2 separate regions of the Homo sapiens genome follow, and region 2 is linked to region 1. The links are chromatin loops, found by intact Hi-C in ENCODE. Cell type or tissue: ascending aorta. All regions are shown on one strand. Each heading gives the region's core, and the rest is flanking DNA. Links, peaks and the distances in the headings are about the cores only.

The links. Hi-C counts contacts between places; a loop is a spot of excess contacts. Peaks named below come from ENCODE experiments on the same cell type or tissue, not always from the same donor. Only the 100,000 strongest peaks of a DNase experiment are listed, where the experiment ranks them.
Region 2: it touches region 1 in a loop (4-fold over the local background); 3 of 110 quality-filtered maps call a loop at or near these places.

Annotation. Positions count from the first base shown.
Region 1 is chr2:45,208,561-45,216,892 of GRCh38, forward strand. All of the region lies in intron 1 of LINC01121 (long intergenic non-protein coding RNA 1121), which reads right to left. It overlaps LOC105374576 (a long non-coding RNA gene), which reads left to right. Exons shown (of 3, transcript XR_940041.2): 2 at 314-561; 3 at 853-3,113. Among named protein-coding and RNA genes, the nearest start is that of LINC01121, 42 kb to the right of the region's middle. In ascending aorta, for the core only: no CTCF peak of the experiment used is centred there; no DNase peak of the experiment used is centred there; H3K27ac peaks cover 743 bases.
Region 2 is chr2:45,257,854-45,266,185 of GRCh38, forward strand. No RefSeq gene overlaps it. Among named protein-coding and RNA genes, the nearest start is that of LINC01121, 7.1 kb to the left of the region's middle. In ascending aorta, for the core only: no CTCF peak of the experiment used is centred there; no DNase peak of the experiment used is centred there; H3K27ac peaks cover 2,089 bases.

The sequences.
Region 1 (8,332 bases), core at 226-8,225:
ATAACTAAGATGACCATACAGACTGGTTTGCCTGGGACAATCCTCTTGTGACTTTCATTACCAAGAGATTTAATTATTATTAATAGCAATGCTTTTTACTTTTAAAATATCCACAGTTTGAACAATAAATTATATAGCCACCCTACCTATATAAACAGCCCTAATGTTCCCAGGCCTCACTGCCAGCATGAAAAAATAGTACATTGATGTAGTGTAAATTTCCTGAGCTTAGAGCTCCCACTAAATATAACTCCAGAACCTCAGCCCCCTTGCAAGAGCTCTCCACACTGACCCTACCCTGCTTTCTCCCCAGAACACCTGAGCGACCATCTGGAGCCCACACATCCTCAACAGATCACACTGCTGCTTGGCCACTGCTCTCCACCCTCTTCTGAGGCTGCTGCTTATACCACAGTGTTGATGGCCTCCTCTCTGCTCCCCAGAGCAGATGCTCCCACCAACACTGCTGCTCTTGGGCATCAGATAGGTTCTGCGAGCTTCACCATTGTCAGAAGGCCCAGATGGCTCCGGGAGGTCCCATGGATGCTCAGCCCAAACCAGGTTTTGAGTCTTTATTTCGGTTGTAGCTTGATATATCTATACACCCCACCTCCGTACAGTAAATGAAAAAATCATCCCTTTGCATAGACATTCTTCTCTCTGGATCCCACAGCAGAGTGGTGGGCTCTATATGGGTGCAGTTGGGCTCATTTTATCTACAAAGCTCTTTTCCACTGAGGGCCACACATAGGCCATCAAGGTGGCTGGATCAGGTTAGGGTTTAATAGCCTCCAAACTATACCTGGAATCCCTATTCCTGCCTAACCCTATGGTTCAAATTATTTTTTCCAGGAGTTTTCTCACACTCCATGCAAGTGAGTTGGCGCAGATAGACGTGCGGAAATTGGAATCTAACTCCACATAAACCAGTTATGTATACGGGAAGTCCTTATTTTGCATAGTAATGCAAGACCATAAAAATGACTGTGTAAGCTGAAACCCTGCAAAGCAATCTTAATCGAAGGGAATAATTACAGTTGTTCTGTGACCTTTAAACATTTTTGTCAAAACATTAAACATTCTCTTACTGTTGTTTATAAATGCATGGGGAAATGAAAAATTAACAAAACTAATATTTATTTATTACACTGTAATTTAAAACATTAGAAACATTGAGAATTAAGGTGTTTTATTTCTTTGTAAAGAACATATCAAAAGTAGTTTGCACAGTTCTTGCCTTTCTCCCCTTACTGTATAGCTTATGATACAGCTGGAGCAACTTTTCTATGCCTTGGTGAATTGTCGTACTTTGTTGTAAGTGTAGTCTAGTTCTAAGTCAGGTCCTAATGTTTTATCCTTTGCTCTTGCAATGTTACAAAATATCTATAAGAATTCCTTGAAGGTGAAGTTTTTTGCCAGTGCCACTTCCACTGGCACATCTTCATTTTCTTGGAATCTGGATGCAGATTTCCCAGCTGCATGCTTACATGTGCTAGCAGCTTCATCACTAGCTTGACATCAATCAATTCATGCTAAATTCTGGAATGAGGAAACAAGCCTTTACTGGCAGTAAAATATTCTTCTTCAGTATCCTTGTAATTACCATTTTCTTTCAATGTGGCAACTAAGATCAATGCTTTGGCCAGGATGCAAGCCAAACTACTTCGGATTTTGAAATATTACAGTCTTCAATCCAAAGTAGAAAACTCTCCAAGCATAAGCAGCTTTCTGGTCCTATTGCAATTTAAACTAAGAGATGAAGCAACGTTACCTTGCTTTTAATACACATTGGATTTTTCCAGTGCAGTTTGTTCCATAGCTCCATGCAGGCCATGGTGCATCCAGTCTTTGCTCTGCTCTTGCCAATTTCACATCTTCAATCTAATCACATCCAGTTTACTGCCGGCATTATCACTTTTTGTTTCTTTGTTGCATTTTTATTTTTGTTAGCTTACCCTCTATCCAGTGATCCATTTTTTGTAAAATTTTCATCACATGGATTTATCACTGGAAGACAAGGAGGCAACACAACTTCACATTTTGCTGTCTGGGCATGAACTGAGTAACAGATATGCAATGACTAATCAAGGACAGGCTTTGAAAGAAGTGATGTGATTGGTTCATCATGATGTGCATCTGTTGTTTATATCATGATTTGCGGACTGGCAAGCAGGCAGTGAAGTTTGTACTTTATGCAATTATAGTTAATATATACTGTGGTGACTGAAATTTGAACTAGTTTTTGGGAACGGGTATTATTTCGCTAAACTGAAACTTGTGCACATCAGTGCCATAAAAAGCAAGGACTGCTTATTAATGTGTACCAACCAAATACTTTTGGGCACATTCACAGCACAGCACTTCCTCCTCCTTGTGGTTGGACGGTTCCACGTGACCAGTCTAGCCAATGGATTGTGAGCAGAAGTTACATGTGTCAGTTCCGTGCCAAACCATTTGATGGACAGTCAGTCGTGTCCTAGCCCCTGAGGATATCGGAGGAGGTGGCTGCTCTGTTAGCCTAAGTCTCTGAGCAACAAAGGTGAGCAGAGGCCCCCTGCTGAGATATGATGGACATGTAGCATAAGCAAGAAGTAAACCTTTGTTTTAAGCCACTGAGATCTTGGGGTTATTTGTTTCTGTAGCATAGCAACTCGTTATGATTGATATAAAATATCATCAGGAGGTAATCTAGGAAAAGGAGGATAGGGAGCTGGGCAGAATTTAGAACTCAGAAATTGGCAGCTGATAGTAAAAGGGCTCCAAATTTGTAGGGGTAGGAGGAGAGGAAGAATCAGGGGCATGTACTTAAAAAATCTTTATATGATAAAAAAAAAATTAGCACAGACACAGAAAATAAATGTATAGCTTAATAAATTATTAAAAAATGAAGGTTATCCATTTATGGATTAATAGATTAATGGACTATCATGGGAGTGGGACTCGTGGTTTATAAGAAGAGGAAGAGAGACCTGAGCTAGCACTCAGCCCCCTTGCCATGCAATGCTCTGTACCAGTTTAGGACTCTGCAGAAAGTGCCTACCATCAAGAATGTCTCTCGCCAGACGTGGTAACTTGACCTTGAACTTCTCAGCCTCCATAACTGTAAGAAATAAATTCCTTTTCTTTGTAAATTACCCGGTTTCAGGTATTCTTTTATAAGCAATAGAAAATGAGACTGTTTCCTCACCCCTCCCTCTTTGCCCTCAAGAGGCGACCACTTACTTGCCTCTTATGGAAACACCCTCCTTCCTTTCCTCATGCCATTATCAGTCCACATGTGCATCCTTCAACATTGTGGTTTAGTTTTACTTTTTAAATATTTTAAAGTCTCTTTTAATGTACAGACTTCCCCTTTACCACACTCCTTTCCCCTTGTGAATGTATGTGTTACAAGAACTAGATCATTGGTAGAGTTTCCCACAGCATAGATTTTGCCACTTGTACCCCCACGGTGCCATTGATGTGTTCCTCTGGCCCCTGTATTTCCTGTAAATTGCTAGTTGGATCTATAGGCTTGATCCAATGTGGGTTTGATTATTTTTGGCAAGACAACGTCATAGGTGGTGGTGCCTTTGTTCTCCAGAAAGTGTAATCATCTTTAAAATAATTATTATTTTAATAATAACCATAGGTGTTCATTTATTTGGGGTTACAGAATGGCAAAATTCCAATTTGAAATGTCTCCTGTTCCACTCTGGTTACCAATGATGCAGTTCAAATGGGACCATCAGGGTAAATGCTTGATTTTTTTGTTTGTTTGTTTCTTCAGAATTCAAAGCTTTGTCACATACATGTACTAGTTGCTAAGATCTGAATGTGGCAAAACTGTTGTAAAGGTCAACCTGGCCTCGATTGGCCCAGCCTTCTCTCCCCAGGTCCTTTGACCTCCTGAGAGATCATTCCAGGCCCTGTGAATCTCAGTTTTTCTTCCCATCTCCCCACCCCGTCAGAGCCCACCTTCATGGAGGGAAGGTCCTCATGCTCACTCACCTTAGGAGGTAAATTGTGGGCATTGTCCACTCTAGGGAATGTGGATTTTAAGGCCTCTCTCTCAAATATTGTCTCACTTAGTCCCTGTGGAGTTCAAAACAGGTAGCTTCAAGCCCAAACTCACCTTGCAATGTTTTGTTTTGGCCATCACAGAGTGTTTTCACTTGTTGTTTGTTTTGCTTTTAAGTGGAGCAAGACTGCATTTAGGCAGGGGCATATTCTCTGCAGTTAGATCAGAGCCCACCGCCTCCCCTTGCATTGTACCCGCCCTGTGTTCTGAGTCCCTTTGTGTTGCAGAACCTTGTAGGTAGGTGTTATTAGCCCATTTTTCAGGTGAATGGACAAGAACTGGAGAATTGATGTGGGGGACCTAGGTGAGGCACAAATGGAAATGGAACAGCCACTGAGTGCTCTGGGAAGGAGACCACAAGCCAAAGGAGAGAGTCCACACTGGGAAGACCCAGCTACAGGGCCCTCTCCATCCAGCCTGGTGCAAACTAAAACCCACATTCTTTTTTCTTCCCTTTTACAGAGACAGCTCAAGGAAGCATGATAAAATGAGGCCTAAGATAATATTTGAGGGGAAAGTTTATTTTTTTATGGTCTGTTTGCATTACACCATCGGGTGAAGAGAGGAGGAGAAAGACTTGTCCCAAATGGCAGAGCTGGAGAAGCACAAATCCAATGTCAATAGTTGGAAATACAAGTGTGTGGTTTCATTAAACTTCTTTTTTTAAAAAAAACTTTGTTCTTCCTTTTCCTGAGGCAGTCCAAGGGAAGGGGACACAGAGGTGGAAACAGACAGGGAGAGAGGAGGGAGCAAGCCAGGGCCAGCGAAGGGGGCTTGTCTTAAGGAACCTGCTCCCGCTGTGAGTGTCCTCAGCCAGCCCAGGAGGCTGGCAGGCCTGATCAGAAGCAGCCAGCCAGAGCCTTCCGCTGATTCCAATGACGGCTGCTAAGCAGGGGCAGGCAAGTCAGAGTTTCAGCATTTGTCCAACAGCTTTTTTTGAAAGGATTTTTTTTTGTTTTTGAAAACCTGAGTGAAAATGAACAAATAATCAAATCCAGGTCACCCTGAGGAAAATGATTTGACTTCTGTGTTCTCCTGTGGCCCCATTTGGCCATAGCTGGCCCCTTCCCCTTCCCCCTACTACCACGCTGGCCCTTGGCTGCCCCAAGGCAGAGACCATGTCTGCAGAGCCAGGAGAGGTAGGTTAAGAATGCAGGCTCTAGTCAGACAGCCTGGGGGTTCAAGTTAAAATATTAGCTCTGGCACTTATTAAATAGGCCACCTTGGACATCTTCTTTGTGCCTCAGTTTCCCCATTTTAAAATGGAGATGTGATAATACCTCATGGTCTGCTGAAAGAATTCAATGGAAAAAGTGCTTACTACAGTGCCTAGCATGTAGTTTTCAGCAAGTATTTGCTGTTATTCTATTATTTTTAGAGCCTTTTCTGTCTCCCTTCCTTTGTCTTTCCATTACATGCCACTCCTTAGCAGTCCCACTGGATTTGTCCAAATAGATAAACTCACTCAAAGAAATAAAAATAGGTGTTATCTTGCAAGGTATTTTGCACACTGTCCACTCAGACCTTCTCTCTCAAGCAGTTTCTGCACAGCTCTGTGGATACCACATCCTTCCCTCATCAACATGCCCTAGTTCTTGTGGCACAATCTGCATGGATTGCCCTCTCTATTCATTTCCACCCACCCAAATCTAGTTCAAGGCCCACTTTGCAACAGAACGTTGGATCAATCTGGGAATGGCTTGATTCAGGGTCTTGCCTAAAGTCACTAGGATCTGGTTTCATCTCTTGGTTTTGCTTTCTCCATGTTGGCTCCACTCACAGACTCTACACACCTGGTGGCAAGAGGTTTGCAGGCAAAATGGGCTGCAGATTCAAGCCCAGTGAGAAAGATAACTTGCCTCTTTCCTAATAGCCCCAGCAGACATACCAGGTGTTCCTTGGCTATGATTGGGTCACAGACCCATCCCTGGACCAATCTTATGGCTCGGGGATAGGGAAGGAGTGTTGTGCTTCCACCTGCAGTTCATGGGCTGATGAGGAGGAAGGAGTGCTTCCTAGAAAGAAATCAGGATAGTTTCCAAAATAAGGGAGAAAGCGGAGCCCAATGGAAGCAAATGTTCACCATACACACAGCCTTTCCAATATCGATCTCCAACGATTCCAGCCTGTTCTCTTCTCTGGATTCCTGACCTGATACATCATGATGTCATTCATCTTGGCAATGTGTTTTCTACCCATTTGTTGAGAATAAGTCTCACTATATCCCCTACTTTGCGAACTGCTTTTATCTAAAGATTGTTCCTGTGTCCTTCACTTGGCAATGAAGCATGCCCTGCCTTCTTGAATGGCACTGTCATCTCTCTTACTGATATTGTATTTCCCATATATACATGTCTTACCTTTCTCACATATTGTAAATTCCTCCTGGGCAAGAAACAAGAATACTTCTTGCCTAGCACCTTGTATATAAGTGCTTGGTTATATTTTGTTGATTTACTGAGAATTTAATATTTCTTTTCTTATACCTTCCCTTGGTTAAATGCCTAGTAGGTACTAAATAACATTTTTGGAACCATAAAATCTAGAAGGAGCACTGAATTTGGACAGACTCTTATAATCTAATGCAGCTCCCTCTTTTATTGGGGTTAAAACAGCCTAGAGTAATGAAGTGAGTATATAAGCAAGTTAGAAAGACTAAAAACCAAGATCCTTTGGATCATAGTTATCACTTTGTATTTGTTGATTGACTGATTGTCAATTCAGTCCCTTTTCCACTGAACCTCTTTGTAAGATCAGGAACAAGGCAGGGATGCCTACTGCTGCCACTTCAATTCAACATAGTACTGGAAATCCTAGCCAGAGCATTAGGCAAGAAAAAGAAATAAAAAGCATCCAAATTGTAAAGAAGTAAAATTATCTTTGTTCACAGGTGTCATGGTCTTACATGTGGAAAACCCTAAAGATTCTGCACCAAAAAAACCTGTTAGGATTAATAAACAAATTCAGCAAAGTTGCAGGATATAAAATGAGTATACAAAAATTAGTTGCATTTTAATGCACTAACAACAAACAATCCAACAGTAAAATAAGAAAAAAATCTCATTTACAATTGCCTCAAAAAGAATAAAATACTTAGGGATAAGCTTAAAGATTTGTACAGTGAAAAGTATAAAATATTCCTGAAAGAAATTAAAGTGACACAAATAAATGCAAAGACATCTTTCATAGATTAAAAGAGTGGTCCCCAACCTTTTTGGCACAAGGGACCGGTTTTGTGGAGGACAGTTTTTCCAAGGACTGAGGTGGGGGTGTAGAGATGGTCTCAGGATGAAATGGTTCCACCTCAGATCATCAGGCATTAGATTCTTGTAAGGAGCATGCAACCTAGATCTCTCCCATGTACAGTTCACAATAGGGTTCACGCTGCTATAAGAATCTAATGCCACCGCTGATCTGACAAGAGGCGGAGCTCAGGCAGTAATATTTGCTCGCCTGCCGCTCACCTCCTACAGATCTCTAGATCTCACTCACTCTCTAGACCCACCCACCTCCTACAGATCTCTAGATCTGTGTGGCCAGGTTCCTAACAGACCAAGAACCAGTACTGGTCCACAGCCCAGGGATTGGGAACCCTTGAGTTAAAAGACTTAATATTGTTAACATGTGCATATAATCCAAAATGATCTACAGATTTAATATAATCCTTCTCAAAATCCAAATGCCATTTTTTGCAGATATAGCAAAAACAATCCTAAAATTTATGGAACTAAAAAGGACCCTGAATAGCTAAAACAATCTTGAGGAAGAAGAACAAACCTGGAAGCCTCACACTTCTTGACTTCAAAACATATTCCAAGCTACAGTAATTAAAACAGTATGGTAATGGCATAAGGTCAGACATGTATAGACCAATGGAACAGAAGAGAGAGCCTCAAAATATACCTATGCATAGACAGTCAAATGACCTTTACCTAAAGTACCAAGACTACACATTGGAGCAAGGATAGTCTTCTCAATAAATGGTGCTGGGAAAACTGGAAAACCACATGCAAAAGAATGAAATTGGACCTTTATCTTACACCATACACAAAAATTAACTCAAAATAGATTAAAGATCTAAACATAAGTTATGTGAAACTATAAAACTCCTAGAAGAAAACATAAGGGAAAACCTTCACGGCATTAGATTTGGCAATGATTTCTTGGCTATGACACCAAAAACAGACAACAAAAGCAAAAATAGACAAGTGGACCAACATCAAATGAAAAAGTTTCTGCACAGCAAAGGTAACAATCAATAGAGTGAAAAGG
Region 2 (8,332 bases), core at 50-8,049, 49 kb after region 1:
TTTGTAAAACTCTATGGGCCAACGGGGAGCCAGCTTTTGGATTAATTAGCAGACGCTAATGCTGGGCATCTTGTCACATGGTCCAGCGGCTCAAAGGCTGAGGGCACAAGAGGGGCCGAGCAAGCGGCCCTGGCCCATGTCTCAGGAGTTTGATCCTTTAGGCTGGTAAAGGAAAACCAAGGAAGATGTGGAAGGGGAAGAAGGCCGCTCACTGTCCAGCCTGGCTGGGGAAACAGATTCTGGCCTGCAGAGTGAGCCAAAGTCTCCCATCCGGACCTAGCTAGAGGGGAGATATTCATATGCGTTTTGAAGTCGATACAAAATAAACCCCCAGCTTCCTCAGAGTTTCTGTCGATAGCATCACTGGATCCGACACCTCCTGGGAAGGGGAAAAGCCTTAGGGGCTAGAGCTGGGGAGGGAAGCCCTGCTCAAGTCGCCGGGAGTGAATGCAGGGTCCAGAGCCTTGGCAGCGGTGGCTCTGATTCCCGAGACCCCCGGACCACCCACTCCCCAGTGGTTGCCCGGGCCCTGCCAGTGCTGGGCAGGACTTCCTTCTGTGTGATGGGAGCATGCCCCTAACAGGCTGCATATGCCCACCAGCTGTTGCTCTCTTTTGCCACTGCAGGCCAAGACAAGAAAAGCATTATTTCCTTCCTCCTTCTAATCTCCAGGCCTCACTAACTTCACAGGCCTGCTTTGGGCATTGTTCACTGGGAGTTTCTCTGGGGCGAGTTCCCCTTTGCGCAGAAAAGGCCCTTTTATTCCCCCCATTACATTTACCTTTCCCTTTAATATGGAGTTCTTCCACTAAGGGACTGTATGGAGAGTGTATAGGACTTCAACGGGGATGCTGGATTTGGCTTTCAGAGGTTAATTACATCCTTACTGCTCCAGAAGCTGCTGTTCCATCTGCAGGAATGCTCCCAAGCCTGGGAGAACTCCTGCTAGCCAGAGAATGAACATGTTGCTGAATGCCTAAGCCTCCAGTCTTTAGATGAACTGTCTCGTTTAATTAAAAAAAAAAAAAACCCAGCCTAAGAGGTATTTTTGAACCCATTTTCACGCATGAAGATTCTGAATGGAGAGGTACATTCAGAATGGATTTGCAGGGGGTAAGCCAGCCAAGAAGTGGCTGAAACAGCACTGAGTCTGTGGCTACCTGAGTCCATGTTCTAATACAACCCACAAGGACTGGAAGTGAGGCTTCCTCATGCTTGTCTTTACTATGCCACTAACCAGGATGGCCCAGATCAACTCCCCGGCCTTCACCAGACCTCGGTGTCCTTCTGTGTAAAGGAGGGGCGGGCAGCACCTCCCCAGGCCCTGGCTTCCAGGGCTTCCTGCCTTGATTCCACCTCCAAATAACCACAAGAACTGGACCATCCCCAGCTCCTCAACCTGCAGAGGGACCGGAGGCCAAAACCCAGCTCCAGCCAGATCCAGTTACTAACCAAACACTTGTCTTTCTTTCCGACTGAAACTGACTGAAACTGAACGTGCCTGTCTGTCGCTTAGGGCTCTCGACCAAGAGTGCTCGTTTTTAACCCTTTCACAGCAGCTATGTTTTCTGCAGTGCATAAAACACAAGGCACCGATTTGTCAGACATGACTCAGCTCAGACCTCACCTGGGGATACCCTTTGAAAAGAGAGACCTGCAGGAGCCCAAGAGGGGCACATCATTTTTGGCTTAGCTTGTCCTAATTTTTCACTCCTGTTCCCTTTTGTAAATGGCACTTTGGAAGTGTCGATATTTCACCCTCCTTTTTAAAATAAAGGGTGCCATTGTTTAGAGGGCAGGAAAGGAGAAGCTAGTTTGGAGAGGAGAAGCGGTCTGGGACAGGAATCGGGATCGGGGTCATGTCTTGATACAGGAATGTATGTTCCCCAAAGGGAAGGTGGGCAGGGCCAGGGCTCCCTGTCAAGACCGGGGTAAGAATTTTGTTCTTCTGTACTAATTTTTATAGGCTTCCAAGATTTTTAAAACTCCACCCCCAGCACCAAAAACAAACAAACAAAAAAGCAGCCTCTGGGGACAGTACTGTGGAAACAATGAGAATCCAAATTCCAAAACTCTTGAGTTCACCCCAGAATTAAGGACGTGATAGTCAAAGCCAGGAAGCAGTGGAGCCTGAGGGCTGGCCGCTGGGCTCAGAGGCCTAATTGTCAGACTGTGTTTCCAGATGCAAGCTTTCTGCCTTTGGCACGGACTTTTTCTATAACAAACTCACTTTGGGGTCATTCATCAGTGCATAAATGCACACCTGGGAGGTGGGGGGACAAGCTCCCATTTTTCTGGCTTTATAAATACGGAACTCACATTTCTCCAATTGACATTTGCAGAGGCATGATAGATTAGAGCGCCTTCCACCGCAGAGCAATTTCAAATAAACGCAAGTCTGCTGGTGCAGGCTGCAGCCATCCATACCCTGCAGAGGAAATAAGCCTTCCCTTCCAGCCTCTTCCTTTCAGGTAAGCAAAAGCAAAGAAACAAGCACGCAGAGGAGTTCCAGCTTCAAGCTTCCCACCCAACAAGGTCGGGGGAGGAAGGTGCAAACTCTCAGTTCCATTTGCTACTCAGCAAATGCGGTAAACTGAAGTCCAAAACACAGAACACTGAGGTCTCCAAGACCACCTGGGTACCAAAAAGGTAGAGTCCCCAGTGTCATTAGCAGTAGGAACCAAGGGCAACCTATATATGTTGGCCAAGTCGGTGGTTGTGCAAATGGAGGTTTAAAGCACTAGCAATGCTGCCTGACCCCAAATATTGTCTGCACCTGATACCCGGAATGACACCATTGGAGACGTATTTCTTTGTGTTAGCCATTCTCTTACTTAGGTTTCTCTTAGATTTCTCTTCCTTGAGCAAATGTGCCAAGTGGGAAAATACATTTGGCTCCCTAACTTCTCAGAGTGAATAAGTTCATCAAATCCCTTTTGAAAGAGGACCAGAAGGAGCCCTGACATTCCTTCATTCATTAAACAAAAATTGAGCATCTACTTTGCACCAGCGCTTTGCTAAATGCGCTAGGAAAACAAGGGTAAACAAAAGCAGACACAAGGGCCCAGTGCTGTGGTATGCACCTGTAGTCCCAACTACTTGGGTGGTCAAGGCAAGAGGATTGCTTGAGCCCAGGAGTTTGACGTTACAGTAAGCCAGGATCACACAACTGCACTCTAGCCTGGGCGACAGAGTGAGACTGTATCTTTAAGAAAAAAAAAAAGCAGACATGTCTTTTGCCTCTATGAGCCTACAGCCTACTTCGGAAGACAGTCACACAATCATCCAAAGAACAGGAAACTATGACTGTGACAGGACGAAGAAGATACCCTGAAAGCCCATGATGGGGGTCAGGAAAGCTGTCCTGCCCTGGCAGGGTGATGGATGAACTTCTGAAGGATAACTCCTGGCTCCTCAAGCTGACTCCTGAAGGGTGAACAAAGAGAGGGAAGGCACTCCTGGCAGAGAACAGCACAGGCAAAGGCCCGTGAGCATCCCAAAAACATTGAAAGGGATTGGGGTGGGGATGGGGCAGTGTTGACAGACGCCTGTCTGGGTGGGAAGGAGCACCCAAAACAGAGGGGAGAGACAGAGGCAAGCATTGCCTACTTCATCTCCCTCCTCTGGCTGCAAAAGCCCCTCCTGGCTGCACCATATTCAAGGGGCAAATGTGATGGTGACCTGCGGGCAACGCTCCTGCAAAGGGCTGAGACAGTGAAACAACGTAAGTGTTAACCACTATTAGCGACGAGGAGACTGAGCTTGGATGGAGCAGAGGCCAAGGCCAGCTGCTCTGTTCAGCTGAAGCTGCAGGGGCTGGCCTGTGCTGGTGGGTAGCTGGCATCCTCATCTGCTGAAGGCTCCCGGCTCGGAGCCTTTGCTTACTTCATTTATGATTCTCAGGAACTGACAGAGAAGCGCATACCTGGAATTTCTGTGCTGATAGCAGGCCTGATGCTCCCATCCCTACTCCCCCACCCACCACCTCGGGTGAGCCAGAAGCACACTTAGAATTTGACAGGCTGTCGTGGCCTCCCACTTAATTATATTGTCACAAAAGCTTTCAGGGATTCCAAGGAGAGAACCCTCTTCAGGGAACTTGATTCTCCTTCCGAAGCATGCACTGGCTCTGTATAGCCCTCCCCTTACCACCCTGGGCTTTCCCTCTGAAAGCTCCAGAGACAGTTCAGCAAGTGCTCAGCAAGTGCCAGATTGGTATTGGAAGGGTGTCACAGGAAGTGGGTGGTGAGAGGGAGGCTCCTTCAGCTGTGTTCCCTCACACTCTTCTCTCCCAGTCATTCAAAGCTCAAGTCTTCATTTTCTGGGGCCTGTCAATGATGGAGGTGGAGAAGCCACCATTACTGAAGTTCTAGAGAGAGCCCAAGAAGCGCTGGAGGTTCAGAGAGGTGAAGAGCCCCCTGCAGCTGGCCAGCAAGGCTTAGGTCTGTCCTATCCACTGACTGCAGCATCCTGCTGTTATTAATAATCAGGACCTAAAACTCTTCCATCCATATGGCTCCCTGCTGTTGGGAAGGTATTTTCACATATGGCATATTATGGAAACTGCTCAAGAAGGCTACAGTTCTCCCAAAAAGTCTTCTTAGTTAGCAGTAGGGTTCGTTTTCTCACCTTTTCTTAAATCTCAAATTGTGAAAAAAGAAGGCTCCGCATACGCTGTCTCCATTTCATGACTTGCACATCTCCTTCCACATTGAGTGGAGCTGCTTTCAGTACAATGACCACTAATGTTGCGGTTCTAATCCTGGGACCCTTCCTGAGTCCTCACTGGCTCTGCTGTATTTGTTCCTGTCACCCACCAGCTTCCAATTCACCTCCACCTCCTCCCAGGCCATCTTTTCCTAGTCCACCTCCTCCCAGTTTACCCCCTCCCAATCCACCATCTCCTCCTCCCTGTCCACCTCCACCTCCTCTCAGTTCACCTCTGCCTCCTCCCAGCTCACCTTCTCCTCCTCCCAGTCCACCCTCACCTCTTCCGAGTCCACCTTTTCCTCCTCCTAGTCTACCTCCTCCCAATTCACCTCCTCTCAATCCACCTTCTCCTCCCAATCCACCTCAACCTCCTCCCCGTCCATCTTCTCCTCCCAGTCCACCTCCCACTCTGCCTCATCTTCCTGATCCACCACACCATACAGCTGTTTCAGGGCTCCAACCTGAATCCACCTTCGATTTGAAAACATTGCTGAATAACTGCAGCGGCCCCTTAAACAAATGTCATTATCCAAAGACAACAGACAACAACATACCTATGTAGAGATAAACATATGTGTGTTCTGTCTCCAAATCATTTTCAATAAATGTTGCCACAACACAGCTCAGCTATGTAGACGGTTTTTCAATCAATATTGCCTCAGGCTAGCAAATAAAGAAGGAAATCACTGGGAAATGCATTATTCATGAGCTCACCAGAGCGCTGATGACTGGCAGTGATAAAGGTCCCCGTGTGAGCAAGCAGCAGTCTGATAGCTCTGTATCAAGTCAATCTACCCAGCCTGCTTCCTGTTTTCGGGAGCAGGAGAGGGGAGATCAGTCCTCAACACTTTTCTCTTCCCTTTCATTTAGGAGAGTGGGCCCGTGCACCTGTGGGAACTGAACTTGTCTTTTGCTGAGGTCATGACACGTGGGGAACAGGATGGAGCAGAGGAAGGAGAGAACTGAATTCCCTCAGGGGACACCCTGATGAGAATTAATTAGAGGTCTGTCCTTGGTAGCTCTTCACCTCATACCTTCTAGTGAGCAAGAAAGAATCTCTCTCCACTTTTGAGAATTCTAATCGGCAAAGGGAAGTAATCACAGGACATTCATCCATATAGAGCCTTTTTCTGGTGGAAAGCCTGAGCATAGAGCAAGTTCGGGATGCCCTGCACCCCTTATCAATTAGCTTTCCTAGCAGAGACATGAATGAGGAAGGGGAGAGGGAGGGCTTCTGGGGCAGGGAATCCTGGGCTTACCCATGGATCCTCCACCGGCTCATTAAGTTACCTCGGACAAGGTGCTCCCCTGTACCTGGGCTTCTGAGTGCTCCCCTCCCGTTTTAAGTAAAAAGTCAGGAGCCCACAGCATCCAGAAAAGCGACCCAAATTTCTTTTGAAGTGTTGCATGAGCTAGAGTGGGAGAGAAAGGGAAAACTGAGGGGTAAGAAAAAATTGTCATGTTCAAATTAAATTTCAAATCATTAACAATACACGCTCATGCATAACTCATATGCACCTGAGAAATGCATTATGTAAATGAACCCAAAGTTCCAAAGAGCACCAGTTCACACACTACCACACATGCAGGGGTTGTGAAACCCAGGGCTGTACCCGTAGAAGACACGAAGATTACAGAAAGAATGGTACCATGGGGTCACTTCCAGCCCTGCTAAAACAGCTATGGCCATAAGTTGTTGAGCTTCCAGAGGAAGGTAAGAGCCAGTTGTCTGATGTTATTTGTTGCAGGCCCCCACTCCACTGTCTGCTGGACTCCAGGCGGGTTGTGTGGCTGGTATATCTGGATAGCAGGGCCCATGTCAGAGATCAAGGGATGCAGTTCCAAAGGAAGGGGGTTGGGCAGAACAAGGTCCAAGGGTCCAGTCCCCCACTTCCCAGGTGGAAGGGAGCCAAGGTAATATCATCACCTCTCAGTCCTGGCCAGACAGGGGTCTGTGAAAAGGAAAATAAAATCTCGGGACCCTAAACTCACTATGCCAAAGGGAAGAGTTAAACTTGGGAACTGGGTCATGCAAAAACTGCCTTCCTTGTGTTCCCAAACAGATAGCTGTAATCTCACATGCTACTTTATCGCATGTAAAGCGTAGATTCACTGAGCCAGCGAGGAATGCATAATCGACTTTCCCCCACTCCCTTCTTTTCAGGTGTAAAATGTAGATTCACTGAGCTGATCAGCACCTCACAGGAATGTAACCACTTGCCTCATTGCCTACTCACTCTCCTTTTTTGTTGTCTTTTTTCTTCCCCTTCCACTTGCTCTGTCCCCTTTATATATTGAGGTTCACAAAACCCTCTTTGGAAAAAGCACAGGACACAGACACCAACTACTGTGACTTGTGTTTCTTTTTCTCAGGCGTGTCCCTAACCTTGGCAAAATAAACCTCTAAATCCACTGAGATCTGCCTCCATCACTTTGTGGTTGACAGGTCACAGATGAGCGTGCAGGGTGAGTCAGAAGGTTCATGAGACAGAGCATGGGACAGCAATGCTCGGTCGTCATTCGGCCAAGAGACAGTGAATCTGCACAACCAACAAGGCCCCTCTTCCATAAGTCACACCACTTCTGTGAAAAGTCTGAGTTACAGATGTCTTTCTTTTTCATATTGCTTTGATATTTTCATATACACATAGGGCTTTGAATGAGGTTAACAAAGATTGACAAGTGGAAATCTTGTGGTTCCACTTCCCAAATAGAAAAAGATCATTGCTTATCATTGGCATAGTGGATACATTCAAGCATGTGTTCCTCAAGTGTGTGACAATTGTTCTTTTAATTGAGCTACCTTTCCTCCTGCAATCTTATTCATATGATGGCAGTTGCCTGAAGGAAAGGCTTGCAGCAATCTCAAGCACACAGAACTATGTTAATACCCATTGGGCAGCGACAAGAACAGCTGGGGATGAATACAATCGGCCCTCTGTATCTGGGATTCCACAACCATGGATTCAACCAACCTTGGATGGAAAATGTTTGAAACACAAAAAGGATGCTTGTGTCTGTACTAAACACGGACAGGCTTTTTCTCTTACAATTATTCTCTAAACACCACAGTATAACAACTAGTCACATGGCATTCACATTGTATTAGGTATTGTAAGTAACCTAGAGATGATTTAAAGTATACAGGAAGATGCGTGCAGGTTACATGCAAATATTACCCCATATTATATCAGGAACTTCAGCATCTGTGGATTTTGGTATCTGAAGGGGGTCTTGGAAGCAATCACCCACGGATACTAAGGGACAACTGTAACTTTCTTTTTTTTTTTTTGAGATGGAATCTCACTCTGTCACCCAGGCTGCAGTGCAGTGGTGTGATCTTAGCTCACTGCAACCTCCATCTCCCAGGTTCAAGAGATTCTCCTGCCTCCGCCTCCAAAGTAGCTGGGATTACAGGTGCCCACCATCACTTCCTGCTGATTTTTGTGTTTTTAGTGGAGACGGGGTTTCACCATGTAGGCCGGGCCAGTCTCTAACTCCTGACCTCAAGTGATCCACCGGCTTCGGCCTCCCAAAGTGTTGGGATTACAGGCGTGAGCCACTGCAGACAACTGTAACGTTCACAAAGCTTGTACACTGTACTCTTTGGAAGCCCTTTAGC